Linked DNA regions of Homo sapiens: region 1 is linked to region 2. Evidence: read pairs that join two places in POLR2A ChIA-PET (ENCODE). Cell type or tissue: B cell. All regions are shown on one strand. Each heading gives the region's core, and the rest is flanking DNA. Links, peaks and the distances in the headings are about the cores only. Region 1 overlaps LOC105376650 (a long non-coding RNA gene). Region 2 overlaps TP53I11 (tumor protein p53 inducible protein 11).

Region 1 (5,366 bases), core at 212-5,211, 83 kb before region 2:
TGGTTCCCAAAAGGTGGAGAAATGAGGACGTGAGAGATCATGAAGTTGTCCCTTCCCTGTGTCCTGTACTCTATGCTTTAGAGCAACTCTGCACATCCTCCTGGGAGATGTAGCTTTACAGCAGAGCAGGAAACAGCCAGGCAATGGGCGTGATAGAGATGGGAAAAGAGAAGGGGCTTGGGAGGCTGGGGAGAGATGATGCTTCCCAAGAGGAAGGCTGGGTCCTTGGGTGAAGTTGTGATGTGTTTTCAGGCCCAGACCTCATTTGATATGGTCTGCCTTGCTGCCAAGCTGTCCAATCCACAGTCCGCGGGCCACATGCAACCCAGGAAGGCTTTGAATATGGCCCAACACAAATTCCTATGCTTTAGAGCAAGCTTGTCCAATCCACAGCCCGCGGGCCACATGCCTCCCAGGACGGTTTTGAATATGGCCCAACACGAATTCCTGAACCTTCCTTTCTTAAAACATTAAGATTTTTTTTTTTGTAATTTTTTTTTCAGCTCATCAGCTATTGTTAGTATTCATATATTTTATGTATGGCCCAAGACAATTCTTTTTCTTACAGTGTAGCCCAGGGAAGCCAAAAGATTGGACACCCCTGCTTTAGAGTCGGCCTGACCTGGGTTTGAATCCTGGCTGTGTGACCTTGGTCATGTCTCCTGACTCTCTGAGCCATGGTTCCCCATCTTTAAAATGTCGTGTCATGGAGTGGTTGTGAGATTTAATAAAACAACTGCAGCCAAGTGTTGGGATTAAGAGGCAGACTCCAGAGCCATGGTGCTTGGGTTAAATTCCCAGTTCTACAGTTTCCCAGCTGTGTGACTTTGGGTACTTTACTTCTCTGACTTACAGCCTCAGTTTCCTGGTCTGTAAAATGGGTGTGATAATAGTTCCCATATCACAGAGCTATTAGGGAGAGAGCACTGAAGGGAGGGGATTGCAAAATTCGGCCTTTTCTCTTGCTGACCAAAAAGTGTCTGGACCAAGATGTCTTAGTCCTGACTGCACATTCAAACCACATAGGGTTTTTTAAAATAATGGCAGCATGCACGACCCACATCCCAGAGATTCTTAATTAGCCTACACAATGCCCTGGCACCGTTATTTTTAAAAGCTCCCCTGGTGATTCTAACAAGCAGCCAGGGCTGAAAACCACTGAATTAAGAAAAAACTGAGGGGCGCACCTGGAGGAGAGATTTTAACTAGGTGGGTCAGGGCGGGCTTCCTAAGGAGGTGCCATTTGAGCTGAGACCTGAATGATGAGAGGAACAGGCAAAGACCTGGAAGGAAGGGAGGGTTTCAGACAGAAAACAGGGCAGGTGCAAAGGCCCTGAGGCAGGCATGAGCTTGGCGTATTGGAAGAAGAGCAGGAAGTCCAGGGTGGCTGAGAGGTGAATGTGTGAGAGAGAATGGCCAAGAACCAAGCCCAGGGTGGCAAGAAGGGGAAACTGAGTCCCATTCTGGCCAGAGGGATGGAGTTAAGCCCTTGGAATAGGCAGAGAACAGCCGAGGGCATCCATCACTCATGTCCACAGCTAACTTAGGTCCCTCAAATGTCCTCCAGTCAGAGAACTGGGAACTTTGGGAGGGTCTCTGCTGATCCAGGCCTCAAGCTTCAGGGAGGGTTTCATTCTAGCCATCTTCATAAGCAGGCCATTGGCCCAAGAGGCATCCTTTGGGAGAACAAGATGCAGAATCATTTCAGGGCCCAGAGAGGGAGGAGAGGGAGACAGGCTGGGCCGTGTGCCCCCTGGGGCTCATCACAAAGGCCACTCGGGCTGGCGGCCACCCTGGCAGCGAGGGGCAGCAGGGCTGCCAGGAAAATGCCAGCCTCCTGTGAAGGCTTAATTAGCCTGCTCCTGCCGCTGCCGGGTAATAGCTTGGTAGGGTGCAGGTGTTTCTATTTTTCAGCACAATTATCTGGGAAGTGAGGGCAGAAACATCAATGGATATGTCCTCAGCTTTGTGTGTGTGTGACTTGTGTAGAATGACATGTTTGAATGTCACATCCTCATAAGAGACAGTGTCCTGTTGGATGGCGTGTGTCTGTGTCTCTGTCCTACTCACATAACAGCATGTATGTCTGAATCTCTCATAACCATGTAGAACCATGTAAGGTTGTGTTTGTGGGTCTATGTGTGTGGACACAGGTATGCCCAGCTGGCGAGTACAACCTGGCTCTCAAAACACCAGCCTTCCAGAGCAGGCCAGCTCTGCCTTTTGCTTCTGTTTCTTCAGCTGTCGAATGGGGCTGCAGACCCGGTCCTGGGGCCACACAGCATCTTTCCACTGTGTTGCTGCTGTGACTGGTGGTGGGGTCTCCTGAGGAACACGTCTCAGGCCAGCTCCTTTGTCTAGAACAGTGGACTGGCTGCTCCCCAACTCCCCACCACCAGCGTAAGCTCTTCCTCTTGCATGAGCCCAGCTGCATCCTGGACCTGGGCTGACGTGGGCTGGAACTTTGAGGCCTGGCCTAGGGCCATCTGGGCCTGGTGTGCTGTGCGTGTGCAGAGGGTCCGCGACAGGAAGAGCTTCCATTCCCCGTGCTGTGCGTCCTCCCCGACAGCTGGGGCTCAGGGTGAGATGCAGAGGAAGAGGAAGTGAGTCCCCAGCCCAGATCAGGGCAGGACCAGAGGATGAGAGACCTCTGGGAGTCTCTCAGGTTACCAACAGGAAGCAGTGATAAGTTTCCATGGAAACATTACACAGGTTATGCCTGAAGCCCTCGCTTATCAGCTATTTGTCCAGCATGAACCGAGCACTTGCTCTGGATCAGGCCTTGAATCTGAGCTACTGTCAATAACAGCAGCAATAATAACAAAGCAGCCTCCACCTACTTAGGCCACAGCATCAGCTCCTCCAGCCTGCCCCCCGCCTCCTGCCATGTGGCAGCCCCGCTGGCCTCCCCTGGGTTCCTCAGTCTCTGCCACTTCTGTCCCTCCACAGGGCCTTTGCATATGCTGGCTCCTCTTCCTAGAGCACCTTTTCTCCTGCTTTTCTTGTGGCTGCCTACTGCTCATTAACCACCTCTTGGTTTAGATGTCACCTCCCCACAGAGGCCTTCCCTAGACCCATCCCCTGAACCATGTCATGCCTTAGTCCCATGGGCTCAGACTTTCTGTCCCATAGGCTTCAGAGCATGTGTAACCATCTGCCATCATCTTGTTTTTCAAGTGTTTATTCTGTCTTCCCTTTCTGGACTATAACCCCTGTGAGGGCAGAGCTCTCATCTGTCTTGTTCAGCCTCCTAATTCCAGGATCAGCATCAGCATGAAGTATGTGCTCAGTAAATATTTATTGGCAGATTAACAAATTTAACGAGTACTAGTTATGTGCCAGGCACTGACTAGTATCTCATTTCAAACTCGCAACCCATAAGCCAAAGGTGTGTGCATCTTACTGATGAAAGAAAATATAAGTTCAGAGAGGTTAAGAAACCTGTCTAAGGTCACACAGCGTGTAAGTAGGAAAATCAAGATTTGTATCCAAATCTTTCTGATGCAGCTGCATGCTCTTAATATTCTGCTCTGCTGTGATCAGGAGACAGGAAGAAGAATAAGAAAGTCTGGCCAAAGAGACAAATGGACACACAGACAGCTGCCTCAATTATATATTGGGGCAAAACAAGCCACCCCAGAACTGAGTGGCTTAAAACAACCATCACTGACTGCTCATGGCTCTAAGGTTTGGCTATGTGGGCAAGGTTCCGCTGGGATGAATCCTCTTTGTGTGGTGTTGGCTGGACCAGTTTTAAGGAAGAGGCAAGGTCAGCTAGGGGCTGGCTGGTCCCAGATGGCCTCACTCACAAGTCTAGCAATGGGGATGGGGCTGCCAATCAGGTGCCTCAGTTTACCTCCAGGTGGCTTCTCCAGGGAGTTAGCTTGGGCTTCCTTATGTGGCAGCTAGATTCCAAGACAGCAAGAGTGGGAGCTGTGAGACCTCTTGTAGAGGTCAAGAGGTGACAGGGACTCTTGCCCTCAATGTGAAATGCTACAAAGGATTTCATTGTTCATCCACCACAGAACCTCCATTTGACCATAATTTTTCCACGTGCAAAATATATTCACCTCCTCCCAAAACTTCCCCCAAATTCTCCCTCCATTATGGCACTGGACTCCATGATCTTGTGAGGTGAACTTGGGAGACAGATCCTCTTCTTCAAATCCCTCTCCTGTACTGCAGACTCCCATGGAGGATAACCAGAGACAGCCTTGGTTTCCAATTTTTGGATATTATGCGTGTCACCCTGTACAGCAGACCAAGGCCAGCCACTCCCCTGCAGAGGCTCAGCACTTTGCAGATGCGCTGCTGCCGTTCCTCCTCCCAGACTCTTTGGGAAACCAGAGGAGGAGCTTTCTTTCCTCATTTTATAGACGTGGGAACTTAAGAACCAGAGAGGTTTAATGACTTCCAGAATTCACTGGAAGATTCCCATAGAGCTGGGAATAGGGGCATGGGTGCTGAAGTCTTAGTCCAGGTTGCTACTTCAAATGTGGGTAGTGCCAAGAATTGCTGAAGTCAATCCAGAGCCTTGGTCCCAGGGGAAACTTGAAGTAAAGTGATAGACATTCAATCATTCATATAATCCTTCTATCACAAACTATTTATTAAGAACAATTGAGCACCTACCATGTACAAGGCATGGTACCAGGCACTAGAGACATGATCATGAACAAAGCAGAGGGTCCCTGTTTGCTAAGAACTTACAGTCTGGTGGGGCAGACACACATTAAACATATAACTGCAAGAATAAATATGGGATTTGAAGAAAAAGTATATGATTTTATAGTTGTTACAAACAAGGGCCCAAATTCAGCCTGACGGGAGCTTCCCTTGGGAAGTATCATTTAAGCTGAGGCTTAACAAATAAGTAGGAGTTTACAAGATGTAAACTAGTGGAGGGAATAATGTAGGCAGATGGAACAGCAAGTGTGAAGACTTTGAGGCTGGAGTGTGCTTGGCATATTCAAGAAACAGCACAGCAGCCAAAGTGACCCCTCTAGGCCATGGTGAGGAGGCTGGACTTTCTCCTGGTTATGATGGCAAGCGTGTGAATAGAGGGGTGGCACGATGGGTCTGTGTTTTCAAAAAGCTCATTCTCCTGATACCGTGGAGAGTAGATTGAAAGAGGGTCTGAAGTGGACACTGGGGCTGACTGATGGCAGGTAACTCACGTATCATGTCATTTAATCACCCATGCCATCAGGCCTGTTTTATAAACTTGGAAAGCAGGCCTCAGAAACTGAGTGACACAGTTCACTCAGCCATTTTCTTAGGTCCCAGTGTCTAAATGGTGACAAGAAGCCACTGCCCTCCCCCTTCCCTTGAACCTCACTGGGCTGGAGGAGCTCCAGCCCTGGCTC
Region 2 (5,366 bases), core at 206-5,205:
GACGGCAGCCCTGGGAGGGACCGCAGCTGGAGCGGATGACGCAAGCTCTGGACCTTCTATTCCGTCCCGCCCTCCAGGGAGCAGAGATTCTTTCTCCTGCCTCCCCTTCTCTCTGGCCGGGGGCCTGAGGCTCTGGCTCTCACTGCCAGCACCCCGCCCCCCAACTCTGTGTTGCCCTGTCCCAGACCCCATTTCCAGCTATTTTGTACTAAAGCGATAACAGAACAATGGGTCTCCCTGCATCCCTCCCCAAGTCCTGCTGGAGTCGCAGGGCCTTAACCCAAGGGAGGCTGGACCCCAGAGAGGAGTCCAGATGCTGGCGACCACCAGGGACTTTCCGGGGGAGTTGCCATGGGGAAGATGGGTTAGAGCTCAGTTCACGTCCACCAAACGCCCCCCCACCCCCACCACCGCACACATTGCACACACACATCAGCTTCTCTTAGGATGTCCAGTTAAAGAACAGTTACCTTGGCTTGAATTCCAGCTCTGCCACTTACCTCAAGGGACACTCGAATAAGTCACATGAGCCTTCGTTTTCTCATGTGTAAGATGGGGGTGATAATATGGCCATTCTCATAGGGTTGTGGTGGGGATAGCAGGGGATTCATGGTCTTGAAGTACTTGCCCCGCTCCTCCCAGCCCCGGGGTAGGTGGCCCTGGGGGCAGTCTTCCTTATGAGGGGTGGAGGAACAGGTGTGCTGCCTGCCCCTATCACAGAAGCTCTTGTTTGGAAAGGCAGTGGCTCCTTGGCTGAGGTGTGCAGCAGCAGTGACTCCCCCTTGACTCACAGGGAGGCTTGGCCACTGATGGATGTTCTGGGCCCCTTCCTCTTCCCTCCCTCATCTTCCCCACTCCCCCAGCCAGTCAGGTTTCCTAAGCCAGCCCTCACGGGCATAGTCTTCATGCTGGGGACAGCTCGGCAGTCCATCTGTTTCTATAGAAACCAGGCTTCCTGGGAAAGAGACAGGGGGTTGGGGAAGTCCTCCAGGATCTGCATGGGAATGACGCCTCAGTCCCATCTGATCTGGCCAGGGCAGAGCCTGGGCAGCCACCTTATTCATGTTATTAATTGCTGTCCTTTACAGAGTACACACCAGAGGCCAGGCTCCTCAGCTGCACTTTCTTATCATCACACATCACAAACCTGTGGGCTTTGTACAGAAGTAGTAGTCTGGTTTCACAGATGAGGACATAGAGGCTCAGAGAGGTTAAGTAACTTTCCTGAGGTCACAGAGCAATAAAGAGGAGCAGGGATTTGAGCCCAAGTTTTCCCAATCGTTACAAATATGCTTACCACCTCCCTGTCTGTCATCCTCTTCTGACTCTTGTATCCCCAAAAAGCCCCTCTCTTCCTGGCTGGTTTAGTCTTGGGGACTTTGCTTGTTCCCGCCTCGCCCCTGGGAAGCATGTGGAGGTGCTCTTCCCTGGCCTCAGATTCCACAGCAGATGGGGAGGTGGGAGGGACTGCAGGGAGTCAGATCTTGGCTGAAGAGGGCCTCTTAGCTCCTCCCGACTCATTCATTCAATCACAAATGCCTGTTGAACTCCTCCTGTGCCCGGAGTTGTCCCAGGCTCAGAGAACAAGACCCAAAGAAATCCTTGCCCTGGGGCACTCCCCTGCGAGTGATGCCACAGCTTTCTGAGGAGGTGGGGCAATGTCAGAGGCCAGTGTTCTCATCCAGTCCTCTAACCTTCACGGCTGTCCAGACCCCCCACTGCCAGGTCCTCTGCCAAGAGCATTTGCACCCCATCTCCTGGAGTCTTCAGCACCCCATGAGTAAGGCAAGTAAGGCGCTGTGGTGTGATCCCCATTGTATTGAGGGCTGAGACTGCTCGCTTAAGGCCACCTGACCAACAGAGAGTGGCCACTTTTGAACCCAGTTCTGCCTAATTGGAAAGCCCTTTCCTGCCCTATGCCACCAGCTTCCATGTGGCCTGGGGCACAGCCTCCCCTCAGCCCGCCACGTCTAACCTGTGGGCTTCTGAGTGTGCTGGTTGGGCTTAGCCTGACAGCTGCTCATTCCACCTGTGTTGACAAAGTGCCTGCTGTGCACCCCAGCCTCACGGGGAGATACACGGAGGAGCACAGTACAAGCCATACCTTCAGACTGGTTGGTCTTGGGGAGTCAAACTGCCGTGAAATGACCAGGAGTAGAGGCTATAAGTGGCCAGTGGCTGCAGACACTGAGACCCGTGAGAGTCCAGAGGAGGATGAGGACCCAGTGCCCTGGGAGGGCCCTGGGAAGAGGGGCTGTGTGCAAGATAGCCTGGAGGAACAAGGAGCATGGTGGGGGGACAGAGTGTCCCAGGGACCTTCTCACTTGTGTAAAGGGTCAGCAATGAGAACCACTGTTGAAAGGTTTGCTGGCTGATCGGGAATGTGGGCGAGAGCAGCTGGCAGGGCAGAAGGGAAAGGTTCAGGATCCCAGGCCTGGGCCCTAGGAGCCATGTCCTCCCTTCTTGCCAGACAGGTGATGTGGGTGGAGGAGTGGCTGTCCTTGCTGCCCCTGCCCCCAGCCTCCTGCAGCCTGGCTCCTGGGGGAAACCCCCGGGGGCCCTTCAGAAGGCAGTGGGGCAGAGCAGGAAGCTTCACAGCACTGATGGCAGGCTTTTTCCACTGTGCACGGCTGAGTGGAGAAAGGGAAGTGGAAGGAGGGCCAGACTCCTCCCTGGGCAGGGCACTTTCCCCATGGGTGCCCACGTGCACTCCTTCTTTCTCTCTCCACCAGCACGTCTGCGAGGTGAGCGTTCTCACTACCCCCATTTCACAAGAGGGGAAACTGAGGCTAGGAGAGGTGTAGTGACTTGCACAAAGCCATGCAGCTGGCAAGAGGGCAGAGCCAAGACTCAAACCCAGGTCCCCTGCCCCCAAAGCCGGGGTTTGGCCATAGTGCACGGTGGAGTCTTCTGTCCTCACTTAGGCCTGAAATAAACACCTGGAGTGGCCCTGAAGGGGAGGAAAGGTCAAGGGGAGACCTCAGGGGTGTGTGCAGCTTGCCTCGCCAGTGGGGCAGGTGAGGGGCTGCTGGGTGGATCTGATCATTGCAGGGCCCAGTCCTGGGGGTGAAGTAGGGGTGGAGCGCCGTTCTCAGAGCAGTTATCTGTGCTGGAAGGTGGGTGTGGGGCCCTCCTCCCTGGAGGTCAAGATTCCATTTTCTCTGTGGGGCCACATGGGCCCTTTGTGAGTGATGCCCTCCCTGCTAGGGTGGGCTTGGGAGGTGGGCACAGTGGTTCCCACCAGCTCAGATGTCTGATGGCAGTGCCCGTGGATGAAGATTGTCCCACCCATGAGTAATTCTGTCCAGGACACTGTAGTGCCCACTCTTCCCAGCCCCAGCAGGTGGGCACTGACACGTCCCACAGCCGTTGATTTGCAGCAGCTGTTGTTGACTCCGTCCTGGGATGCAGAGGGGAATGCTCTGTGTGTGTATGTGTGTGTGTGTGTGTGTGTGTGTGTGTGTGTATGGTGTGTGTGTGTGGTGTGTGTGTGGTGTTTGTGGTTTGTGTGGTGTGTGTGTATGGTTGTGTGTGGTGTGTTGTGGGGGTGTGTGTGTGTGGTGTCTATGGTGTGTAATGTGTGGTGTGGGTGTGGTGTGTGGTATGTGGTGTGTGTGATGTGTGTGGTGGGTGTGTGTAGTGTGTGGGTGTGTGTGGTGTGTGGTAGGTGTGTGGTGGGTGTGTGTGCGTGGTGGGTATGTGTGGTGTGTGTGTGTTTTGTGTGTGCATTGTGTATGGTGGGTGTGTGTGATGTATGTGTGGTGGGTTTGTGTGGCGTGTGTGTGCACGTATTGTGTGGTGTGTGTAGTTTGTATGGTGTGTGTGTGGTATGTGTGTGGTGTGTGTGGTGTGTATGTGTGTGGTGTGTGGTGTGTGTGTGGCGTGAGTATGGTGTGTATATGTGGTGTGTGTGTGTGTGTACTGTGTGTGCAGTGTGCGTGTGTGTGCATGTGTTGGTGGAGAGGGGTCAGCAGGCAGAGGAAAGCAATGCATCCAATGCCTGGAAGCTTCTGCCCCTCGGAGGTGGGCCGTGGACACAGCCTGGGCCTGGTGGGCAGTGGCTGAGCGCCAGCCTTGTGCCCGGGGACTGAGATCTGGGGCTTTGCCCAGTGGGGCGGAGAAGTTAAGAAGTGTTAGTTAGATCCATTTCCTACTCCTCCATGGCCTCCATCCTGGTGCCACTGCCACATGGGAGGCCTGGGGAGGGTGGCAGTGTCTGTGTCTGATAATTGCCTGTCTTCACTGGGGACTTGCTGTGGGCCAGGCACTTCCCCATGGCTTCATGGAGATTACAGCTTTTATTCTCACAGTATCTCTATAAGATAGGACACCTTATTTTCCCAACTACACCTGGGAAGACTGAGGCACGTAGAGGTTAAGTGACTGACCTGCCCACGGGCACACAGCCAGGCAGTGATGGATCTGGGATTCAAATCCAGGGAGCGTCCTCAGCAGTTAAGCACTTACCCATTAGGCCTTCTGGCTTGAGCAGTGAGCTGGCTCTTTCTAAAGCACTGTCTGTCCATTATTTTGTTTCTCCTGAGACCAGCTGTAGGGGAAAAGTGAGGTTGGCTGTTTTCGTTTCACAGATGAGGACCCCGGAGCTCAGAGAGGAAAAGTAACTTGCTCTAATCAGTGGCTAGCAGATCAGCGCCCCCTCCCCCGGCCAAGGCTGGGAGCTCTTTCAGGATAGGGGGCCTGTCCCACCACCCATGTACCTTGCTCACAGTAGACCTCACTAAGTGCGGATTCCTCAGGCAAATGTGCAGGTGTTTTGCTGAGTGCTCTGAGCTTTTCTTTTTGCCCCGGGCTCCCTAGGAAGTGGGAATGATGGCTCCATTTCACAGATGAGGAAACCGAGACTCAGAGCACAAGGCCACACAGCAGGAAGAGGTAAGGCAGGACTGAGGGAGGCAGCACGTCTGGCCTGGGAGAGGGGTTAACCAGCCAGGAGGAGCTCGTAGAAGGGCTGAAATAAAGACCGACCTTACCGAGTGTTGGTGAGGATGTGGAGGAACTGGAACACTACTGCATTGCCAGGGACACGCAGTGGCATGGCTGCTCTGGGAAACAGTTTGATGCTTTCTCTGAAAGTCCAACAGGGATGTACCACACAGCTCAGCAATTCCACCCCTGGCATTTACATAGAGAAATGAAAACTTACGGTCCCACAGAAACGCGGGTTTGTAGCAGCTCTATTCATAATCATCAACAACTGGAAACAACCCACATGGCCTTCAGTGACCGAATGGATAAACAAGCTGTTACACGTACCCCAGGGAATACTGCTCTCCAATAAAAAGGAGCGGACTCTTGATACACACAGTGACTTGGAGGAATCTCAAAGGCATTCTGCTCAATGACAG

What was found. Peaks named below come from ENCODE experiments on the same cell type or tissue, not always from the same donor. Only the 100,000 strongest peaks of a DNase experiment are listed, where the experiment ranks them.
Region 1: POLR2A ChIA-PET joins it to region 2 with 16 read pairs; 3 of 35 experiments call an interaction of 5 or more read pairs at or near these places.

Annotation. Positions count from the first base shown.
Region 1 is chr11:45,023,472-45,028,837 of GRCh38, reverse strand. The region is part of intron 1 of LOC105376650 (a long non-coding RNA gene); the gene reads right to left. Among named protein-coding and RNA genes, the nearest start is that of LINC02685, 52 kb to the right of the region's middle. In B cell, for the core only: no CTCF peak of the experiment used is centred there; a DNase peak (open chromatin) is centred at 2,567; H3K27ac peaks cover 2,504 bases.
Region 2 is chr11:44,940,530-44,945,895 of GRCh38, reverse strand. All of the region lies in intron 1 of TP53I11 (tumor protein p53 inducible protein 11), which reads left to right. Among named protein-coding and RNA genes, the nearest start is that of TP53I11, 7.7 kb to the left of the region's middle. RefSeq lists enhancers at 121-724, 1,934-2,582. In B cell, for the core only: no CTCF peak of the experiment used is centred there; DNase peaks (open chromatin) are centred at 2,043 and 2,615; H3K4me3 peaks cover 557 bases; H3K27ac peaks cover 498 bases.